Linked DNA regions of Mus musculus: regions 1 and 3 are each linked to region 2. A link is a loop called in an ENCODE intact Hi-C map of the cell type or tissue named here. Cell type or tissue: heart. All regions are shown on one strand.

Evidence for each region. Peaks named below come from ENCODE experiments on the same cell type or tissue, not always from the same donor. Only the 100,000 strongest peaks of a DNase experiment are listed, where the experiment ranks them.
Region 1: it touches region 2 in a loop (5-fold over the local background); 4 of 42 quality-filtered maps call a loop at or near these places.
Region 3: a loop joins it to region 2, with 2.3 times the contacts of the local background. A loop is called at or near these places in 8 of 42 quality-filtered maps.

Annotation. Positions count from the first base shown.
Region 1 is chr19:60,069,569-60,072,068 of GRCm38, reverse strand. It overlaps the pseudogene Csf1r-ps. Among named protein-coding and RNA genes, the nearest start is that of Gm41880, 20 kb to the right of the region's middle. In heart, no CTCF peak of the experiment used is centred here; no DNase peak of the experiment used is centred here.
Region 2 is chr19:59,942,231-59,944,730 of GRCm38, reverse strand. It overlaps Rab11fip2 (RAB11 family interacting protein 2 (class I)), which reads left to right and starts at 1,367. Exons shown (of 6, transcript NM_001033172.3): 1 at 1,367-2,083. The coding sequence starts at 1,731. In heart, a CTCF peak has its summit at 1,411; a DNase peak (open chromatin) is centred at 1,250; H3K4me3 peaks cover 1,840 bases; H3K27ac peaks cover 1,341 bases.
Region 3 is chr19:59,453,337-59,455,836 of GRCm38, reverse strand. It overlaps Emx2os. Among named protein-coding and RNA genes, the nearest start is that of Emx2, 4.1 kb to the left of the region's middle. In heart, CTCF peaks have their summits at 16 and 1,454; a DNase peak (open chromatin) is centred at 1,436; H3K27me3 peaks cover 2,500 bases.

The sequences.
Region 1 (2,500 bases), 130 kb before region 2:
AGTGCACGGGGATTTCTTCAAGAGTTGCTGTTAGGGCTGAACTGAGGTTCAGTTGGCAGAATGTTTGCTTAAGATGCATAAGCTATGCTTATTGATTCTAAGCATATGGATTCCATAGCATAAAGGTGGCATAGTAGCAAGCACCTGTAACTCCAGGCCTTGGGAGTTGGTAGCAAGAGGATCAGGGGCTCAAGGCTATCCTTGGCTATACAAGTTTGAAGTCAGTTGAGGCTCATGAGAATCTGCCTAAAAACAAAAATAAATAGAGAGAGAAAGAAAAAAGCAAGAAAGCAAGAAAGAAGGAAGGAAGGAAGGAAAGGAAGAAGGAAAGACAAGTAATTTCTTTTGGAAAGAATGGGTGGGAGATCCAGCTAGCAGGGATGAATGGTAGAAATACTCTCTAGCAAGCAAATGAAACAGGTAACAGAGGAGTCAGCGATGAGGAAAGAGTGAATGACCAGGGTTGCCTTCTGAGGACAGCTGTTCTCTCCATCAAAGGCCAGAGCGAAAGAGCTTCGTGGCTACAAAAAGAAGCTCCCATAAAGGACCAGAATGCTAAAGATTAGAGTTGGGCTGGAAGCATCAGTAGAGGTATGCCAGGGCAGGAAGTGGGAGTGGGTTGGTTGGGGAGCAGGGGGAGGGTATAGGGGACTTTCAGAGAGGAAACTAGGAAAGAGGATAGTATTTGAAATGTAAATGAAGAAAATATCTAATAAAACATATTTTAAAGATTAAAAAAAAGCCACCTTAGAGAAGGTAGAGCTGGTGGTCATAGTTTGTTGCTGCCTGCCAGGAGAACTCATATTCACACACATTCTATAGTCTGCACCAAGTGCTTTGGATTTAGCTCAGCATGGAATGTGAGCTGTGTTCTTCAAATTCAGAGGTGGAAGAAGAAACTCAGCCATCTCAGAGAGTTTTATGGATAAGCCCCAAGAGCATTAAAGAATGTATTGCATAGAAACAAACACAACTTATAAGGATTTAGAGAGATTTCTGACATAGACCATAAAATCTGGCTCAGGGAAACATCCATGAGTTAAGAGCATTGCTTGATGTAAGAAATGACTAATTCCACCGAGTTACCACTGTACTTGAGAGCAGAGGAAGTTAGTGCTTGGCTTTATAATGTCACTATTACCATTTACACAATTCCCCTTCCCCGGTTGTGGCAGATTCTTCTAACCTCAGGTTGCAGAGACAGCTCAGAGAATTTGCTCTGGCTGCATATTCAGAAGTCAAACTCCCAAACTGACCACCTGAAAGAAAAGCAATGCAATGTCTTACCCCTTAGACTCCTTTGTTCTGGCCATCAAAGCCAAAACGTTGTGGAAATAGGCAAAGTCCCATTCTGACTATACAGAATGATCCCTGGGATTCACTGGCCAACTAGTCTAGTTAATGGGTGAACTTCTGGATCAGAGAGAGTCACTGCCTCAAAAAATAAGGTGGAGGGAAAATAAAGAAGACATGTGAATCAACCTTTGGCACATGCTCATATACACCCACATGTGTACACACACTTGAACACGCTCATTCATAAACCACACACACATATCCATTTTAGCATAATAAATGAATAAATGTCTTTCAAGTAGCTAATAATTAAAGTAGTGTTAAATTTATTAAACCTTGACAATGTAATTGTAGGAATACATAAAATGAGTTCTGAAACAAGAGCCTATAAACTTCTTTAGCAGGAAAAACATTTAAAAATCTATACAGAACCAAAATACATACATAGACACATACATACATACAATGACACATATATACATAGACACATACATACATACATACATACAATGACACATATATACATAGACACATACATACATACAATGACACATATATACATAGACACATACATACATACAATGACACATATATACACACAATGACACATATATACATAGACACATACATACATACATACAATGACACATATATACATAGACACATATATACATACAATGAGTGCATCTATTTAATGTGTGTGTACATTCACACATGTATTACTTTTAAATAGTTATCTCTTATATTGCTAAGTAGGAAAATTATTTTAAAGTTATGGAGATGAGTTTGTACTCTTGTACTGATAGCCATGAAAGATGTGGAGACAGATCAATGCAGTGTCTCTTCCCCACAGATATTCATTACAAATATAGCTAACATTGACGTCTGCTGGGATAAAATTTCATGTTGGTCTTCTTAATAAACACAAGAAAAATCAATCTTTCTATGGGATTCCAAACTGACAGCCATGAGACATGCATCTCTTTCTCATCAGCATGCAAACTCTTTCAATCCGTTTTCAGCAGACAGCTCAATTCTGAATGGCTGCTCTTTGGTCTGTCAAAGGCATGCCTGGGACTCACATGACTGATGGAGGTGCCCAGGGGATGTTCCAGTAGGTCCTTTATGCTCTATCCTGATGACAAGGTGGAGTATCAGTCAGAAATGCAGATATGCCTCTGAGAGCGGTCTTCCTTATCAGCAA
Region 2 (2,500 bases):
TTCCTATCTATCATATTTATTCTCAAAATTAGTCCCATAAAGGGAGAAAAGCATTTAGTCAGTCAACAGATTGGTTAGCATGTCTGTTTAATGCTTAGTTCTCTAAAGTCCTTCAGGGATGTCTAATCTTTTGACATTGCTTGGAGAGCTGTTGTCTGTCTGCAAAGTTCTCCCTGAAGAAAAGCACAATGCAGTTAAATACTCTCATAGCATTTAAGGTTGGGTTTGGCCTCATTCATAGCTATTGTTGGCCGCAGGTTGGATGTGCTGCCAGGAAGTGCAGTCCAAAGAGCTTCAGAATTTTCCTAGGCAGACATGGACAGAAATAAAGTCAACAGAGGTAGTATGCATCTCCTGAGACTGAAAAGCAGAGACAGTACTCCTGTCCTCTCTGGCCATGAAGTTGGGGTTTGGATTCCTGGAGGACTTGACAGTGAGCGCTCAGGGAATGCTTTTGACTTGGACGCCATACACACAACTTAGAAAGGGGGAAAAAAGACTAAATAGTTCCGTAGAATTATGGTGGCAGGCATGGGGGCCTGGTCTTCTGACGCCATCCCAAAGCGTCTATGATCTTTATTAAGCAAGGGAATCTTTATTAAGCAAGAGAATCTTTATTAAGCTTTGGAATCTATCTGCATCCTTTGCTTTTGGTCTGTGCTCAGGAGGAGGTCCCTTTAGTCAGTTGAAGGTTTCCTCTTCAAGACGATGGAGAACGGTTGGACGAAGTCTGAACTGTCACTCAAGAAGAACTACCACCATTAAAGGACACCAGCGCCCAGCTAGGACTGAACACACAGCTGGAACAGATTTCTGCCTTCCAAGATGGAAACCGGTTCTCTCCCAATAGCGGGCGGTGTATAGGGCCCAGTGCCGCCTCCCAGAACCCCTTGTCGGCCTCTGCGGGCTCACAGTTCCCCAGCCCGCTGCAACCGACAGGTTGGAACCTCAGCACCCACCGTCCAGCGCGCGCATCCCAGCCTCCGCGTCCCGCACCGCGCGCCCCGTCGTCAAGGCAACCAGGGAGGCGCTGACCCCCAACCCCGCCCGGCCCCGCCCCTCGCGCAGCCCCACTCAACATGGAGACGGCCAACCCGGAAGTGGCGCGGCCGCCGCGCGCCGGGCGCTAGGAGCCGCGGGTTGCTGGCCAGGCCTCACCCGGTGACACCGCCCGGCCTCGGTTTGCCACCCGCGCTCCGCGTCCCTCCGACACCGGTCCAGGTCGGCCGCTTCCGCCCCGCTCGCCCAGGCCTGCGCCACTCTTGGGGGGGAGGAGCCGAGGCGAGGCCGCGCGGGCGGGCGGAGGGAGCCAGGCCCCACGGCCGTCGACGGTTCGTATCAGCCGGGTCGGAGGAGGAGCCGGGCCGCGCGGGGCGGAGGCCGGGCCCTAGGGGCGCAGGTTTCAGGATAGCGGCGAAGCGGGGCGCGGGGCTGCGCGCGGAGGCCCGGAAGGCGCGGAGGTGATGTGGGCCCCTGTGCTTCTACGGAAGAAAGGGACCCCAGCAGCGGCGGCGGCCTCCCTACCGGTCCTCCTGACAGCAGCCCTTAGGGACCTCGCGGCAGCCCTGACTGCCCAGCTCACTGAAGTGCTCTTAAGGATGCAGTGATCAGGGTACGGGGCTCTCCCCGCGGGAGGGGCTCTGCCTGCGCTTCTGAACTCTGCGCAGAGAAAACAAAACAACAACAACAAAAAACAAAACCGAAAAACAAAACAAAACAAAAAACCCAGAATGATGCTGTCTGAGCAAGCCCAAAAGTGGTTTCCAACCCACGTGCAGGTCACAGTGCTCCAAGCTAAAGATCTGAAGCCAAAAGGCAAAAGTGGTACCAATGACACATACACCATAATTCAGTTGGGCAAAGAGAAGTATTCTACATCTGTAGCAGAGAAAACCCTGGAGCCGGTCTGGAAGGAGGAGGCCTCCTTTGAGCTGCCTGGGTTGCTCATGCAGGGTAGTCCGGAGAAATACATTCTTTTTCTTATAGTGATGCACAGGTCCCTGGTGGGACTGGATAAGTTTTTAGGGCAGGTGGCAATCAATCTCAATGACATCTTTGAGGACAAACAAAGAAGGAAAACAGAGTAAGTTATATAATTTATTTTGAATTTTGGGTACTTAAAGATATATGGATTTACTGTTCTTGAACATAGTATATTTGAGGCATTGGTCTTTGGGATTGAAATAGGATCCAGTATTAAGCACTTCTCTTTGCATGACTTTGAAGGGAAATAGCCTTTACTCTGATTTTTTTTTTAATGGAGTGATTAGTAAACCATTTTTTTTTCTCATTTCTGTGTGAGGTTAAGAGCTCTTAGTGGAATATTTTGCACTGGGTTTTAATACTTTTTATAAGAGGCCTAGAGCATGAACTAGAAAACCAGAAAATTAAATATATGCGTACCATTAGGTCTATGTTTGTTGAGCACTGTTAAAAAAATAAATTACTAGTAAAGGGTGTCAAAAGATAAGTTACTAGGTTTAGAACTCTTTATTTCAGC
Region 3 (2,500 bases), 490 kb after region 2:
CTGACCAGCAGAGGCGCACCAGGGCTCCGGGCATTCAAGTCCAGCTTGAGACCCAGAGCTCATAGATGGCCTAGCAGAATTCTAGTCCTAGGTTCCTTAAGGACCCAAGAAGCCACTGTTTGGTTAAGTACCTGTACACACAGCTGGGCTGATTCTCTTTGCCCAGTGTGCACTCCAAGTCACTGGGGGATTGGGCACCATGGTTTTTGCAGAGGACTAGAAGACACATGTGAATGTTCTAATAATGCATTTGTCTCTTACTGAAAGACCAGCGTCAACACCTCAGTCTCTCCTGACCTCATTTTGTCATATGTAAAAATGCAGCCCGTACAGTCTAGAAAGCAGACAGGAGCAGTGGCCATTGAGTTTCTGTATGGCCGTATGATCAAACAGTTATTTAGTGGAGTAAAGGTAATTACAGACCCCGTTTTCAAAGCTGTACAGTACGAAGTGTGAATTTTACTATTTGTAGTTATACCTAATAAAACTACCCCACCCCCAGTACATTGGTAGCTTTACTGTGTGACCTTGGGCAAGCTAAGCTATCCTCTTTGATTCTTTTTCCTCTTCCTCCAAATGGGAATAAACAATAATACAATAAATAGCATTTGGGATTGTTGCAAGAGATTGGCAAAGCAAACTGTTCAGACAGTGTCTAGCACATATGGAACCTTAATAAAAGCCAGCTCCTCTCGTGGATGTTGCTGTTATTATGTGCCTCCAGCCAGGGCATCACAGACCGAACAATAATGCTGTAAAAAGGCATCCACAGTAACCTCACCCCTGCCTGCCGTGTTCCTCTGTGCTTCCCGTAGGAGGTGCTGGATTCTTGAATCTCTACAGGTATCAAAGGGTAGTGATCTCTGAGGATCTGTGATAACCATGGGCTTTGAGTATCCTGCAAAGCCTCTGTTTACAGAGAAGCAGTGCCCTCAACTCTGCTTGTGGGGTTGCTAGGCCCCAGAGCTATCTTGGGTGGGTGGATAGCATCAAGCAACTCTAACGGATAGAACTTCCTGGGACAACTAGATGTGTATCACAAATGTCTGAATAAATGTGTTAGAAGTTGTTGAGGTTGGGTGAGCTTAGCTCATTTTTAGTGTTCTGTACATTTTCGTCATTGCTAGGCTGGTGTTTGGACCCTGTAGTGTCCCAGAGTAGTGAACCTCACTGTATACCACCAGTGGCCCTCAGGCTTGTGTCAGATGTCCTGAGAAGGCCCACTCTAGCTCTGGCTGCGAAGTTTCTCCAACTCTGTAATTGTGATCCCAGTCTCCCCGGCCTCTGAAAGCTACAGCGGCTGTGGGAAAACGAAAAAAGAGAATTAAGACCTTAAAAACATTTTTTAAAATTATCACGGTAAATCCCTTTCTGGCGTTGTCCCCAGAGTTCTCTCGCGGAGTAGGCAGGGATGCCCAGGGCCGCGATCCGCGTGTGTGCAGCGGCGCCTAGTGGCGAGGGATTCGAGAAGGCGCGATGCCCTCTGAGCTCCCTGAGAGTGCAAGGGGTTGCAGACCACTGCCACCAATCTCAGTCTGAACCAGAGGAGAACCTCTGAGGAGGTTCATGGGACTTGACCTTGCTTCCCACCTGTCCCCATCGGCTTCAACTCAATTCACCCTCACTGGAATTTCCCCTTCTCTGGGAGCCAGGCTTTCTTCTAAAGGGAGCAAGGAGGAATGGATAGGATACACTCTAACAAGGACGTGGTGACGGGGACTATCTAGGCAAGGGAGATAGCTAGTTACTGCGCAAGGCGAACACAGCTCCATGACTAAGTACCCGGATATCGTTGCTTAATCACTGTGACTTAAAGGAATGGACTTGTAGTGACCCTGACTGAATGGGGTCGGGAAGAACTTGGGTTGCCAGGTTCAGCTCTCCTAGATGTATGCCCCCTTGCGACGGGGAAGAACGGGGGTGGGTCCTTGATTATTGTGCAGGTGAAGAGTATCTCACTAAATGCAAATCCACAAGACTAAGGGGCAGCGTTGGGGCTATGGTGACATGTCCTGCCACCAGACACTCACGGACTTCATCTTTCACGGAGCAACCGAGCTCTTCTCTTGAGGTGAAGCAGTAGAATCCGCATAGAATTGATGGAAGCCTGGATGGTATGAAGAGGGCTTGAGCATTACTGTCAGCCTTACTGCTCAAAGGACAGACTTAGGGGGTGGTACGAACTCTGGAGAGAGCATCTCTCCCGGATCATGGCTTCTGCTGCGCCGAGTGACTTGCAGGAAAGATGCATTGCCTGTGAGTTTCTGGATTTCTGGAAGCCAACGTTTCAGTCCAGAATGCCACACTACTCTGGGAGACACACCAGGGGCATAGGGCTTTAATGCCATCATTGAATCTCGTCAATCCTCAGCACACACAGCTCTGGTGATTCATCATTGAAAGCAAAGAAATAATCAAAGGGGGAGGGATGTCATCGTTTCTTTCTCCATCAGCTGCCTTCAAATAAGAGATTATGGCTAAACAAGGCAGGGAAAACAGA